2 separate regions of the Homo sapiens genome follow, and region 1 is linked to region 2. Evidence: read pairs that join two places in POLR2A ChIA-PET (ENCODE). Cell type or tissue: HepG2. All regions are shown on one strand.

Evidence for each region. Peaks named below come from ENCODE experiments on the same cell type or tissue, not always from the same donor. Only the 100,000 strongest peaks of a DNase experiment are listed, where the experiment ranks them.
Region 1: POLR2A ChIA-PET joins it to region 2 with 5 read pairs; 4 of 35 experiments call an interaction of 5 or more read pairs at or near these places.

Annotation. Positions count from the first base shown.
Region 1 is chr2:61,621,673-61,629,672 of GRCh38, reverse strand. No RefSeq gene overlaps it. Among named protein-coding and RNA genes, the nearest start is that of XPO1, 87 kb to the right of the region's middle. In HepG2, no CTCF peak of the experiment used is centred here; no DNase peak of the experiment used is centred here.
Region 2 is chr2:61,675,597-61,683,596 of GRCh38, reverse strand. No RefSeq gene overlaps it. Among named protein-coding and RNA genes, the nearest start is that of XPO1, 140 kb to the right of the region's middle. In HepG2, no CTCF peak of the experiment used is centred here; a DNase peak (open chromatin) is centred at 4,286.

The DNA of each region.
Region 1 (8,000 bases), 54 kb after region 2:
TACTCAGGAGGCTGAGGCACTAGAATTTCTTGAACCCAGGAGGCGGAGGTTGCAGTGAGCCAAGATGGAGCCACTGCACTCCAGCCTGGGCAACAAAGCAAGACTCCGTCTCAAAAAAAAAAAAAAAAGTACTGTGGGAGACCATTAAATATGTTTAGTATATTTTGACATCTCTTTTAAAAGCTGGGTTCAGGCTGGGTGTGGTGGCACATGCCTATAATCCCAGATACTCATGAAGCTGGGGTGGGAGGATAGCTTGAGCCCAGGACGTCCAGGCTGTAGTGAACTGTGATAGTGTCACTCTTCTCCAACCTGGGTGACAGAGCAAGACCCTGTCGAAAAAAAAAGAAAAAGTGGGGGAAAGAGAGCAAGAAAGAAAAAGAAAAGGAAGGAGGGAAAGAAGGATGGAAGAAAAGAAAGAAGGAGCGAAGAAAGGAAGCTGGGTGCTATTGCAGGCTACTATGGTTGGCCTGAATAAATAACAAGTTTGGGCACAGGAAGGGAGGCAGGGGGTGGAGAGAAAGTGAGGAGGGGCCTCATATCAGATCATCAACAACTCCCGACCAGAAGGCTGGCTTCTTTGCCCTCTTCATTCAACTAGCTTTGCCACTGGGCACGGTGGCTCACGCCTGTAATCCCAACACATTGAAAGGCCAAAGCAAGAAGATTGCTTGTGGCCGGGCGCGGTGGCTCACGCCTGTAATCCCAGCACACTGGGAGGTCGAGGCGGGTGGGTCACCTGAGGTTGGGAGTTCGCGACCAGCCTGACCAATACAGAGAAACCCCATCTCTATTAAAAATACAAAATTAGTCGGGCGTGGTGGCACATGTCTGTAATCCCAGCTACTTGGGAGGCTGAGGCAGGAGAATTGCTCGAACCCAGGAGGCGGAGTCTGTGGTGAGCTGAGTCCACGCCATTGTACTCCAGCCTGGGCAACAAGAGCGAAATTCCATCTAAAAAAAAAAAAAGATTGCTTGAGCCCAGGTGTTGGAGACCAGCCTGGGAAACATGGTGAGATCTCATCTCTACAAAAAAAAAAGAAAAAAGAAAAATTAACTGAGTGTGGTGGCATGCACCTGCAGTCCCAGCTACTCAGGAGGCTGAGATGGGAGGATTGCTTGAGCCCAGGAGATCAAGGCTGCAGTGAGCCATGATTGCACCACTACACTTCAGACTGGGCAAGAGTCTCACAAAACAAAAACAAAACTAGCCTTCCCTTTTCTGTGAGTCTTTATTTTTAATTTTTTTTTTTTGAGATGAAGTCTTGCTCTGTCTCCCAGGCTGGAGTGGAGTGGCGCAATGTCGACTGACTGCAACCTCCACCTCCCTGGTTCAAGTGATTCTGCTGCCTCAGCCTCCCGAGTAGTGGGGATTACAGGTGTGCGCCACCACACCTGGCTACTTTTTGTATTTTAGTAGAGACAGGATTTCACCACGTTGGCCAGGCAGGTCTCAAACTCCTGACCTCAGGTGATCCGCCCACCTCAGCTTCCCAAAGTGCTGGGATTAAAGGTGTGAGGCACCGCGCCCAGTGAATCTTTATTATTATTAACATTAAAAAGCCTTATGTTCATTCAATGGACACACCTTAACCTACTGTGAGTGTTATCAGCAATATTAAAATTCATAATTCAAAAAAAAAGAAAAGAAGCCAAGCAACAACAACAAACTCATAATTCAGCTTTTTCCTGTGATTTTTACAGGGAGTTGCTGCATTCCGAAGTAGGACTGAAGGCGCTTGCCCTGGTCCCAGCTGTTTTCATGGAGTTCCAAATATGTGCTGAACTTCCTGCCAGTGGAGGGGTAGGAGGTCAGAAGAGGAAGGGCCAACCACATCCCATGTCCAACACAAGCTTTAAAAGTCACACTGGGCCGGGCATGGTGGCTCATGCCTGTAATCCTAGCACTTTGGGAAGCTGAGGCAGGCGGATCAGGCAGACAAGTTCGGACAAGGCGGGCAGACAAGGTCAGGAGATCGAGACCATCCTGGCTAACACAGTGAAACCCCGTCTCTACTAAAAGTACAAAAAATTAGCCGGGAGTGGTGGTGGGCGCCTGTAATCCCAGCTACTCGGGAGGCTGAGGCAGGAGAATGGTGTGAACCCGGGAGGCGGAGCTTGCAGTGAGCTGAGATCGCACCACTGCACTCCAGCCTGGGGGAGAGAGCGAGACTCTGTCTCAAAAAAAAAAAAAAGTCATACTGGCCAGGTGCATGGTGGCTTACACCTGTAATCCCAGCAGTTTGGGAGGCCGAGGCAGGCAGATCACCTGAGGTCAGGAGTTCGAGACCAGCCTGGCCAACATAGGAAACCCTATCTCTACTAAAAATAGAAAAATTAGCCTGGCGTGGTGGTGTGCACCTGTAATCCCAGCTACTTGGGAAGCTGAGGCAGGAGAATTGCTTGAATCCAGGAAGCAGAGGTTGCAGTGAGCTGAAATTTTGCCACTGCACTCCAGCCTGGGCAAGAGAGCAAGACTCGGTCTCAGAAAAAAAAAAAAAAAAAAGAAAGAAAGAAAAAGAAAAAAAAAGAAAAGAAAGAAAATAAAAGAAAGAAAAGTCATATTGCACTTCTATTTATTCAGCAAAAGTCCTGGAATGCTTGCTACTGCCATGAACCATGCCAGGTGCTGGGGATACTGCAATGAGTCAATTAAACAGGGTTCCTGCCCCCAGGGAGCCTGCAGTCTGGTAGGGAGATAGACATCAAGCAATCACATGAAAAGTTACTTCATACAAATTGTGCAGAGAGTTATGGAGAATAAATATGTGCTGTGGTGGGCAAGAATAACAGAAAAATCAAATTCAGATGGGTAGTGAGTGGGACACTGGTCAGGAAGAGCTCTGAGGAAGCAACTCCTCAGCCAAAACTGAAGGCTACGCTGGAGTTCGCTGGGGGAGAATAAAAGGGGAGAACATTCTGGGTGTGGGGGACAGCAGGTGCCCATGCCCTGGGGCAGCAAAGAGCTGGACACAGTTAAGGAACTGAAAGAAGACCCTGTGTGGTGTAGTGAGCAAGAGCAAAGGTGGTTCAGGATGAGAGAGTGACTCGATCCTTGTCTTTTATCTGAAAGTTTATCATAAGGGATCTATTCTGTTGGTTTCCAAGGGAAACCAAGGGGAGGGGTATTAAATGGCTCTAAAGCTACTCTGTCTAATATAGGTGGCTACGTGCCACATGTGGCTGTTAAGCACTTGAAATGTGGCTGGTCCAAGCTGAGATGAACTGCAAGTATAAAATACACACTGGATTTCAAAAAGTTCGTGTTAATAACTTTTTACTTTTTTGTTTTTAATTTTTTCTTAGAGATGGAGTCTTGCTCTATGGCCCAGGCTGGGATGCAGTGATACAATCACAGCTTACTGTAGCCTCGACCTCCTCAACTCAAGTAATCCTCCCACCTTAGTCCCTGGAGTAGCTGGGGCCACAGAGGTGCACCACCACACCTGGCTAATTTATTTTTTAGTTTTGCAGAGATGGGGTCTTGCTGTTTCGCCAGACTGATCTTGAACTCCTGGCTTCAAGCGATCCTCCCTGCTCAGACTCCCAAAGTGCTGGGATTACGGTGAGCTGCCGCACCCATCCTACTTTTTTTTTTTTTTTTTTTTTTTTTTTTGAGGCAGAGTCTGGCTCTGTCGCCCAGGCTGGAGTGCAGTGGCACAATCTCGGCTCACTGCAAGCTCTGCCTCCCGGGTACATGCCATTCTCCTGCCTCAGCCTCCGAGTAGCTGGGACTATAGGCGCCTGCCACCACGCCCAGCTAATTTTTTGTGTTTTTAGTAGAGACAGGGTTTCACTGTGTTAGCCAGGATGGTCTCGATCTCCTGACCTCGTGATCCGCCCATCTCGGCCTCCCAAAGTGCTAGGATTACAAGCGTGAGCCACTGTGCCCGGCCCAGCCTGCTTTTTATATTGATTACTTGTTGACACAATAAAATTTGGGGCATATTGGGTTAAATAAAATATATCGTTAAAATTAATTTCACTAATTTCCTTTCTACTTTTTAAATATGGCTACTGGAAAATCTGGAATTCCCTATGTGGCCTGGATCCTATTTCTATTGAACAGCACTGCTCTAAAGTGTTTGCTTTGATATGAAGAAAAGCTACTTGACTGTGAGGGAGACCTTGTAACTTAGGACAGGGGATTTCAAGATTTCAAGATTTCAGTCTCTGGAGATCTTTTAAAACAGAACAACTAGCTAGTCACCGATTTTTTTTTTTTTTTTTTTTTGAGACAGAGTCTCACTCTTTCACCCAGGCTGGACTGCAGTGACGTGATCTCAGCTCACTGCAACCTCCACCTCACAGGTTCAAGAAATTCTAGTGCCTCTGCCTCCCAAGTAGCTGGGATTACAGGTATGCGCCACCACGCCTGACTAATTTTTGTATTTTCAGTAGAGACGGGGTTTCACCATGTTGGCCAGGCTGGTCTCGAACTCCTGACCTCAAGTGATCCACCCACCTTGACCACCCAAAGTGCTGGGATTATAGGCGTGAGCCACCATGCTTGGCCCAGTCACCGATCTTGAATGACAAGAATTTCATTTCGTTGGAGTTCGGGAAGAGAACAAACCACAGAGGCTCTTAAAGTCTCTTCCAAGGACAATAAAATGCACTTATGATCAGATATTAGCAGGTGTACAAAATTAACATTTGATGAGCTGGAGAAGCAGGTTTGAGGTGGAGCTTCTAGGAACAATCATCAACCCCAGAATCCTACAGCTTCTTCTGTGGGTGAACATCATAGCTGCCCCACAGGAAGTTGCTGACCAGGAGCACATTGCCTCCTCTTCTACAATTCATGCCGATGATGCAGATGACTCCTCTACCCAATTTTACTCAATTGTGAATTCAAATCTCAAATGGGAGCATCTGCTTGGCAGAACTTATGTTCTATTTTTCATCTAGCTGAAAGGAGCTCTGGGAAATGTCTGGTTAGTGTTCCAGTTTTGGCCATAGCGCAGGACATACTAGAAGAAGGTTGCAATGAATATTGGCTGAGCCAATCAACAGTGCCTGTGGGGAGAACATTTCCAAAGATGCTGATGTGAGAAAAAGAGCATGGCTGCTTCAGTAAGGCTGGAGCATAATAACTTGATGAGAGAAATGGAGGTATCTAGACTCAACATGGATGAACCTTGAAAACCTGATGCTAAGTGAAGCCATCACAAAGGACTACATAGTGTGTGATTCCCTTCATATGAAATGTTCAGAATAGGCAAATCTATAGCGACAGAAAGTAGATTAATGGTTGCCTAGGGCTGAGGGAATGATCAGTAGATTGGTGGATAGTGGATAAGGGTTTCTCTTTGGGATAATAAAATGTTATAAAATTGATGGTGGCAATGGGTGCATAACTCTGCAAATATTCTAAAAGCTATTGAATTGTGTGCTTTATTTTTTATTCCATTTATTTATTTATTTATTTAGGACAGGGTCCTGCTCTGTCATCCAGGCTGGAGAGCAGTGGTGCAATCTAAGCTCACTTCAGCCTCAATCTCCCAGGCTCAAGGGATCTTCCCACTTCAGCTTCCTGAGTGGCTGGGACTACAGGCACATGCCACCATGTCTGGCTAATTTTTTTTATTTTTAATAGAGACAAAGTTTCACCATCTCGCCCAAGCTGGTCTCAAACTCCTGGGCTGTCAAAGTGCTAGAATTACAGGAATGAGCCACTGCACCCAGCCAAATTGCATACTTTATTATCTTATTTTATTTTATTTTATTTTATTTTATTTTATTTTATTTTATTTTATTTTATTTTATTTTATTACTTTTTGAGACAGCGTCTTGCTCTGTCACCCAGGCCAGAATGCAGTGGTAAGATCTTGCAACCTCCACCTCCCGGCTTCAAGGTATTCTCCTGCCTCAGCCTCCCGAGTAACTGGGATTATAGGTGCATACCACCACGCCCAGCTAATTTTTTTTTTTTTTAGATGGAGTTTTACCCTTGTCGCCCAGGCTGGAGTGCAATGGCATGATCTCGGCTCACTGAAACCTCTACCTTCAGGGTTCAAGTGATTCTCCTGCCTCAGCCTCCCAAGTAGCTGGGATTACAGGTGCCTGCTGCCACCACGCCCAGCTAATTTTTGTATTTTTAGTAGAGACGGGGTCTTACCATGTTGGCCAGGCTGGTCTCAAACTCCTGACCTCAAGTGACCCACCTGCCTAGGCCTCCCAAAGTGCTGGGATTACAGGCATGAGCCACCGTGCCCCGCCAAATTGCGTACTTTAAATGGGTGAACTGTATGGTATGTTAATTTATTTTGGGAGGTTTTATTTATTTATTTATTTTGTGTTTTTTTGTTTTTTTTTTTTTGGTGTGTGTGTGTGTGTGTGTGAGAGAGAGAGAGAGAGATGGAGTCTCACTCTGTCGCACAGGCTGGTGTGCTATGGCACCATCTCGGCTCACTGCAACCTCTGCCTCCCAGGTTCGAGCAATTCTCCCACCTCAGCCTCCGGAGTAGCTGGGATTATAGGCACGCACCACCACACTCAGCCAATTTTTATATTTTTTAGTAGAGAGGGGGTTTCACCATGTTGGCCAGACTGGTCTTGAATTCCTGACCTCAAGTGATCCGCCCACCTTGGCCTCCCAAATGCTGATATTACAGGCGTAAGCCACTGTGCCTGGCGTATATTTTGTTTTTGTTTTTGTTTCGAACCAAGGTCTCATTCTGTTGCCCAGGTTGGAGTGTAGTGGCATGATCACAGCTCGCTGTAGCCTCGACCTCCTGGACTCAATCAGTCCTCATCCTTCTAAGTAGCTAGGACTACAGACACATGCCACTACACCTGGCTAATTTTTGTAATTTTTTTTTTTGTAAAGATCAATTTTCACCATATTGCCCAGGCTGGTCTTCAGCTCCTGAGCTCAAGCAATCCTCCTGCCTGGGCTGCCCAAAATGTTGGTCACCATGCCGGGCCTGAATTATACTTCAAAAAGCTGTTTTTTTTAAAAAAAAAAAAAAAGACTCTGCTGCCTGAGCAACATAATGAGACCTCATCTCTAAAAAAATAAGCAAAATTATCTGGGCATGGTGGCACATACCTGTAGTCCCAGCTACTTGGGAAAGTGAAATGGAAGGATCGCTTCGGCCCAGGAGATCAAGGCTGCAGTGAGCTATAATCACACCACTGCACTCCAGCCTGGGCAACAGAGTGAGACCCCTGTCTCAAAAAAAACAAAAACAAAAACAAAACAAAACAAAAAACGGACTCCGATGTTCCTGAAGCGAACAACCAAGTGATTGAAGGTACAATTTATTGAGATAAGGACTTCTATTTCCAGTAATACAGCAAGCTACACTGACCCTCTTGTTGAAAACAACAACTAATTACTGTTTTAAATATCAAAAGCATCTTTTTTAAAAAGCAGTTTGCAATATAGTAAGGAAAGCATCATGCTAAAATCTAAGAGAAGGCATGAACCCTAAGTGGAGTATTGAAGCTACTTTCCAAACTTGGCAAACTTGAACTTCAGTTTTCATGGAAGACAAAGTTCAGGACCCATCCAATATGGGAGACTAATAGGAGATGCTGCCCTCATAAAGACTGGACCATGGCCGGGAGCGGCAGCTCACACCTGTAATCCCAGCACTTTGGGAAGCTGAGGCGGGTGGAGCACCTGAGGTGAGGAGTTCAAGACCATCCTGGCATGCCTGGCCAACATGGTGAAATCCCCATCTCTACTAAAAATACAAAAATTAGCTGGGCATGGTGGCAGGCACCTGTAATCCCAGCTACTTGGGAGACTGAGGCAGGAGAATCACTTGAACCCAGGAGATGGAGGTTGCAGCAACCCAAGATCACACCATTGCATTCCGTCTCCAGCCTGGGTAACAAGAGTGAGACTCCAACTCAAAGAAAACAAAAAAAAAGACTGGACCCAAAGTAAACCCATCCCCACCCCTGCCCACCGTGGACAGTAAGGAAAGTTGCTGAGCTGAGCAGTAGGGGGAACTGTCCCAAAAGTTGTAACTGCAAAGCATTCCTAG
Region 2 (8,000 bases):
ATACCTTAGACTGGGTAATTTATAAACAACAAATATTCATTGTCCACCGTTCTGGAGGCTGGGAAGTCCAAAATCAAGGCACCAGCAGATTAGGTATCTGGTGAGGGCTCATTTTTCATTAATGGTGCCTTTGTGTGTCCTCACATAGTGGCAGGGGAGAGGGGCTAGCAAGCTCCCTAATACCCCTCCTTTTTTTTCTTTTTTTTCTCTTTTTGAGACAGTTCTTGCTCTGTCACCCAGGCTGGAGTGCAGCAGTGTGATCTCGGCTCACTGCAACCTCTTCCTCCCGGGCTCAAGCCTACTAAAGTGGGCGTGGCTATAAAAGGGCAACGTGAGGGATCCTTGTGGTGATGGAAATATTCTGTATCAATGTCAGTATCCTGGTTGTGATACTATAGTTTAACTTTGCAAGATGTTAACACTTGGGGAAACTGGGTAAAATGTACATAGGATTTATCTGAATTATTTTTTACAACATATGAATCTACAATGATCTCAAAATTAAAAGTTTATTTATTTATTTATTTTTTTAAAACAAGGTCTTGGCCGGGCGCAGTGGCTTACACCTGTAATCCCAACACTCTGGGAGGCCAAGGCAGGCAGATCATTTGAGGTAAGGAGTTCAAAACCAGCCTGGTCAACATGGTGAAACCCTGTCTCTACTAAAAATACAAAAATTAGCCAGGAGGCATGGTAGCATGCGCCTGTAATCCCAGCTACTTGGGAGGCTGAGGCAGGAGAATCGCTTGAACCCAGGAGATGGAGGTTGCAGTGAGCACAGATCGTGCCATTGCACTCTAGCCTGCGTGACAGAGCAAGACTCTGTGTCAAAAAACAAAACAAAACAAAACCAACCAACCAAAACAAAAACAAAAAAACAAAAAAAAACAGCCGGGCGCAGTGGCTCATGCCTGTAATCCAAGCACTTTGAGAGGCTGAGTCGGGTAGATCACCTGAGGTCAGGAGTTTGAGACCAGCCTGGCCAACCTGGTGAAACCCTGTCTCTACTAAAAATACAAAAATTAGCTGGGTGTGAGGGCGTCGCCTGTAATCCCAGCTACTCTGGAGGCCAAGGCTGGAAAATCACTTGAATCCAGGAGGTGGAGGTTGCAGTGAGCTGAGATCACACCATTGCACTCCAGCCTGGGCAACAAGAGTGAAACTCTGTCTCAAAAAAAAAAAAGAAAAGAAAAAAAAGGAAACAAAGTCTCACTATGTTGCCCAGTCTGGAACTCCTGGGCTCTAGTGGTGTTCCTGCCTCAGCCTCCCAAGCAGCTGAGACTACAGGTGTGCACCACCAAGCCCAGCAAAAGTTTAATTTTTTTAAAGAATCTAAAATTTGCTATCTAGATAAGTGAGAGAAGCTGACAATATGATATCACTATTGTTAAAAAAAAAATAGTAACTGCAACTGTCTGGCCCTCAAAGGTCTCATTTCCTAATACCAGCACCTTAGGGGTTAGGATTCAACATATGAATTTGGGGGGTTGGAGACACAAATATTCAGATGATAGCACCCACCTTTCCTCCAACCTTATCTCCTACTAGGCACCCCTGGTATATTGAGCTGCATTCTGGCTTCCTTTTTTTTTTCATACCTGAAGCACATTCACATCTCAGAGTCTTTGTACCTGTGGTTCCCTCTGTCCAGAACAACCCTCCCCTACATATCTGTGAAGTTTCCTCTTGCTTTCAGGTTTTTAATAAAATGTGATGGCTTCTGAGAAACCTGGTTGCCTAGCCACCCTATCTAAAGTAGCAGCGCTACCACTCTCTAGCCCTTGACTCTTTTTCTACAAAGCATCTACCACCGCTATTACATATCTATTTGCTCATTATCTGTCTCCTTCTCTAGAACATAGGTTCCATGAGGGCAGGACTTTGTTTACTGCTCAATCCCCAGAGCCTAGGTCAGCATTTGGAGCATAGAAAATGATCAATAGCCCAGGCATGGTGGCTCATGCCTGCAATCTCAGCACTTTGGGAGGCCGCAGGCAGATTACCTGAGGTCAGGAGTTTGAGACCAGCCTGCCCAACATGGTGGAACCCCGTCTCTACTAAAAGTACAAAAAAATTAGCTAGGCATGGTGGTGTGTGCCTGTAATCCCAACTCCTCAGGAGGCTGGGGCAGGAGAATTGCTTGAACCCAGGAGACGGAGATTGCAGTGAGCCAAGATCACGCCACTGCTCTCTAGCCTGGGTGACAGAGCAGGACTCCATCTCAAAAAAAAAAAAAAGAAAGAAAGAAAAGAAAAAAAGAAAATGATCAATAAACATTTGGCAAATGAATGAATTCAGATAGTAAGGGAAATGAAACATTATATTTGCCACAGAGATTGCCAAACAGAAAGATAGTAGTGAGAAGAACATGAAAGAAAAGTCATACTGATATTCATTGAATGCCTCAAAGTAAGCCGGCTCAGTATCAGAGGTCACATTCCTGTTTTACTGAAGATCAGGAATTAACATACAAACAGTGATAATATATTGAATAGAAGTCAGACAATGTGCAGAAGATATTTTGTGAGACAAAGTATCTGTGTTCATATTTAATCAATATTCCTATAGTATTAAAAATGGAGGCTGGGCACGGTGGCTCATGCCTGTAATCCCAGCACTTTGGGAGGCTGAGGCAGATGGATCACGAGGTCAAGAGTTCGAGACCAGTCTGGGAAACATAGTGAAACCCCGTATTGACTAACAATACAAAAAATTAGCTGTGTGTGGTGGTATGCACCTGTAGTCCCAGCTACTCGGGAGGCTGAGGCAGGAGAATCACGTGAACCCAGGAGGCAGAGGTTGCAGTGAGCCGAGATGACGCCGCTGCACCTTCAGCCTGGGCAACCGAAGTGAAACTGTCTCAAAAAACAAGCAAACAAACAAACAAACAAACAAAAAAGGAGAGGTATAGGGAGAAAGCTCATTTGGGAATTTTGTAATATTTAAGACAATTTTGGGTGATGTTTATGGCTATAGTTTGAGATGAGCTTTGGTCACATTTTTCTGAGAAGCTTTGATTCCTTAGTAAAAATTATGAAAGCAAGCCTGTCCTGATTTAGCCAAAGTAACATCAGTTTCCTGAAGCAACAGGTAGCTGCCCACTTCATACCAGCATAACCTACTTTCAGACTAATTTCTAGACCAGTGGGTGGTATTAAGGCCCTGTTGCTGGCGATTTGGGGATTTAGGATATTTATGACTATTTCTGATACCACATTCCTGCTCAGAACGATGAGACTACCTCACAGCCTTGAATTTCATGTCTGATCAAACAGTGCATGTCACAGAACCTGTGTCCAGTACATCCAGAACCAATCTGGCCCAGCCCAGTTTAGGAGTGTCGATGATCCAGGCAGGTCAGCAGCATCTCTGTTTGGAAAGAGGAATTTGGCCTGCCCTGACTGTGTCATTCTCCTCTTCTAACCTTTAGCAGTCCATTACTGATGGGTAAAGTTCCCATTCGTCCATCCACAGGCTTGATGGTACCTACTGTACCTTTATTTGTTATAATTCAGTGGTGAAGCCATCTGGGCCCAGGATTTTCTTGGTGATTGGCTTTTTTTATTATTAATTAAATGTATTTACTTGTTATGACCTATTCAAATTGTTTATTTCTTCTTGAGTTAATTTTTGTTAGCTTGTATCTTTCTATGAATAAATTATCTAATTTGTTGGTACATAATTGTTTATAGGATTTCTCCTCATCATTTATTGCCCCACTAAATCAAGTGTTCCTAAATATGACCCCTGCTTTCCTGCCCTTTCACTTTTGTACCTGGAATCCCTTCAACTTAGTCTGTACTTATTGAAGTGTATTGAATACCTACTAGAACCAAAATATTCTTTGGAGTTCTCTAGGGAATATATGAACAAATAGATATAGTAAGGTCTTGGCTCTCAAAGAGCTTATTGTCTAGCATAGTGTCTTCTGAAGTGTGTTCTTCAGAAGTCCTGCAAAATACAACTCAAAAATAAGGTTCTATGATCAAAGACATGAGGGAACATGGTACCATATATCATTTCTTCTGTAGGTGGTTCATAATTCTCACGAGCATGTTTATTACTCTAAGAAGTTCTGCCATAGAGAAGCTCAGAGTTTCCCAAAAGAATGTGATCACCAAACCCGTTTGTTATATAGCATCTATTAACAATCTAAAGAACTTCTGTTCAATGGAAAATACTTCAGGAAACCATGGACTAGATAAAACACACAACCGAGTAGCTACAGTGCAAGTCAAATGTCCTGAGAGCTAGTCCTGTAGCCCTAATAGGTCCATTGCTCAATGTGCACCGAAAGTCAACACACCGAGACACAGTGTTGCAGCAGAGACAGGTGTTTACTTGTAGCGCTGTCTAACAAGGAAACAGGACAAAACCTCAAATCTATCTTCCTGAGGAGTCTGAGGCTAGGAATTTTAAGGGCTTTTGAGTGGGCTGAAGTGTGGAGATTGTTGATTGGCTGACAAGTGCAGGGAAAGTCATGGGAGAGAAAGATGAGGAAATGATATTCTAATGCCGATTTGTTTTTTCTGTGGGGGGGTCTTTAAACTGATTGGCATCAGCTGGTCTACTGGAATTCAGGATTCACTTACGCAATTCTTAAATAAAATCTTACGATTCTAACATCAGAGATCTTATCTAACTTCAGAAATCCTGTCTATAGGAACAGTGGGAATGCAAACAGTATCTAGTGTCATCCGTGTCTAGAGACTCACTTACAAGGAAGTCAGTCAAAGTGCAGGCTGATTAGTGCTTAATAATAACTATATTTCTGTCCAGAATTCTTGTTAACCCTGTGAGCATGGCTTCGGTCCTTGAAACATGAGTAGGAAGATGGGGGAAACAAATGAAGGAAAGGCAGAGAAGGAAACATAAATAAAGCATCCAGGGAATAGAAAGAAGAGCAGAAGAGGTGGAGACAAGAGTTAAAGAAGCTAAAGGAAAAGAGAGTGGGTCAACACAAAGAGACCAAGAAATGACTCTTGGATTTAATGATCTTGAAGTCAGCATCAACCTTCAGAATAAAAATTCCAGGAAAATGGTGGAAGTACATAAAAGGAAATAAGGAGTAAGTAGAACAGTATGTGAATTCCAAGAAAGCAGAGATTGTTGCCTCTTTTATTTGCTGGTGCTCCCCAAACCCTAGAACCATAACTAGTGTTAAAAGAAAAACCTTCAACACTTAAATTTAACAGAATTTAATTGAGCAAAGAACAATTCATGAATTGGGAAGCCCCCAAACCAGAACAGGTTCAGAGAGGGTTTGGTGCTACTGCTTGGACAAAGAAGTTTTATGGACAGAAAAAGAAAGGTCAGGTACAGATGAGGTGCAAAAACAGATTGGTTACAGCTTGGCATTTGCCCTATTTGAACCCAGTTTGAACAGCTGGCCACCTTTGATTAGCCAACACTTGGTGATTGGCACCAGAGTAGGTTATGTAATCACTTGATGGATTCTCCCTGCCCATCACACAGGCAAAACCAGTTCACTGAGGCCATGTATTGCAGTAGAGAAAGAGTTTAATTAATGCCAGGCCAGCCACATGGCAGATAGAGTTACTACTCAAATCAGTCTCCACAAAGGCTTGGAGATTAGGGTTTTTCAAGGATAGGTTGGTGGGCAAAGGACTAGGGAATGGGTGCTGCTGACTGGTTAGGAATGCAATCACAGGGTTGTGGAAAAGAGTCCTTGTGTGCCGAGTCCACCTCAGGGTAGGGGGCCACAGGACCAGCTGGGTCAACAGTCACAAGTCTGGGTGGGGTCAGTCAGTTGCCATAATGCAAAAGTCTGAAATACATCTCAAAAGACCAATCTTAGGTTCACAATAGTGATGTTATCTCTAGAAGCAACTGGGGAAGTCACACTCCAGCCTAAGCAACAGAGTAAGACCCTATCTCAAACATAAATAAGTAAATAAATATACTAAATTATTCCCATGGTTAGCTTGCCGTATGTCCAGGAATGAGCAGACATAGCCAGCCTGAGGATAGAAGCAAGATCAAGTCAGCCATGTCAGATTTCTCTGTCATAATCTTTGCAAAGACAGTTTCAGTTATGGTCTGTTTACACATCCAGTTAGATTACAGTTCACTATGTACAGAGAAACCTTTAATGTATGTAAATATGGCTGAGTGTGCCAGCTCATGCCTATAATCCCAGCATTTTGGGAGGCTGAGGTGGGTGGATCCCTTGAGCCCAGGAATGTGAGACCAGCCTGGGCAACATGGCAAAACCCCATCTCTACAAAAAATTAGCCAGGTGCAGTGGCATGCACCTGTGGTCCTAGCTACCTGGGAGGCCGAGGTGGGAGGATTACCTGAGCCTGGGAGGTCAAAACTGCAGTAAGCCATGTTGCCGCTACTGTACTCCAGCCTGGGTGACAGAGTGAGACCCTGTTTCAAAAAATAAATAAAATAAAATATGTAAAGAGACAGCTTTAGGCTAAACTTAATTTAACACTAGCACATCGAAAGCTCTCCATAAATATTCATAAATAAGTGGATGAATTAATGTATGATGAGTGGTGGTTTAAAAAAAGTGAGGTAGGGGCCAGGCACAGTGGCTCACGCCTGTAATCCCAGCATTTTGGGAGGCAGAGGCAGGCAGATCACGAGGTCAGCAGATCCAGACCATCCTGGCTAACACAGTGAAACACCATCTCTACTAAAAATACAAAAAATTAGCCAGGCATGGTGGCGGGCGCCTGTAGTCCCAGCTACTTGGGAGGCTGAGGCAGGAGAATGGCGTGAACCCAGGATGCGGAGCTTGCAGTGAGCCAAGATTGTGCCACTGCACTCCAGCCTGGGCCACAGAGCGAGACTCCATCTCAAAAAAAAAAAAAAAAAGTGAGGCAATGGAGGTAATAAAGAAAAGACTACAATAATAGTGTAGTTGAGGAAAGGGGCAACTTGAACACACTTCCAGGCAGAGGACTCCGGTGGAAAAGTATACATCAGAGATGCAAAATAAGGAAACTGATGGGACACTATCATAATTAAAGCAAGAGGAAATGAGAACAACATCACAAGCAGTAGGATAGGAGAAGGTAGGTCTCATTATGGGTTCCATATTTCCATTAACTATATCAAAATTCACTCAACTGGCCAGGTGCAGTGGCTCACGCCTGTAATCCCAACACTTTGGGAGGCCGAGGCAGGCGGATCACGAGGTCAGGAGATCAAGACCATCCTGGCTAACACGGTGAAACCTCATCTCTACTAAAAATACAAAAAATTAGCCAGGCATGGTGGCAGGCACCTGAGGTTCCAGCTACTCGGGAGGCTGAGGCAGGAGAATGGCTGAACCTGGGAGGTGGAGCTTGCAGTGAGCCAAGATCGTGCCACTGCACTCCAGCCTGGGTGACAGAGCAAGACTCCATCTCAAAAAAAAAAAAAAAAAAAAAACACTCAACCACCCAAGCTAGTAGAAATAAAAATTATTGGAAGCCATTGTTTTGGACTAAGCTCCTGTACTAGGCCCCAACAGACAAGGCTAAAAAAAATGGAGTCACCCATGCTAAAGTTCTAAGTCATCAAACCCACACTAAGTTTTTATCTCACCTTCCTAGAAGGCAGGAGAAAGAGATAACAGCCAATTTCCTCGAACAGGCCAGTTTCAATCTTCAATCCACATGATAATGAAGTTCCCTCTGCTTTAATCCTTATACAAAAGAAATAGCCTGATGTAATCTGACATTAATAAGCTGTTTTTCTGTTGTTTTAGCCTCCTGTTCCCACCTTATAAGAAGAGTTGCTTTGAAATAACTAATATTCTGTGTTCTTTGCTTCTGCTCTCTTCCGCTTTCTTCAGCCTTTCTCTGTCTATAAAGCCAATCTCTTCTGCTCAGCTTATCATGCATGCTACTAAAACGCCAAGGGTTTGGTCTAGGTGCTGCTGCTTGGTGCACAGACAGCCAATCATTGAGGCATTGAGTATTGCCAGGGAAGAAGGCTTTGAATCAAGTCCTGCATCTGAGGAGATGGGAGATCAGTCTTCAATC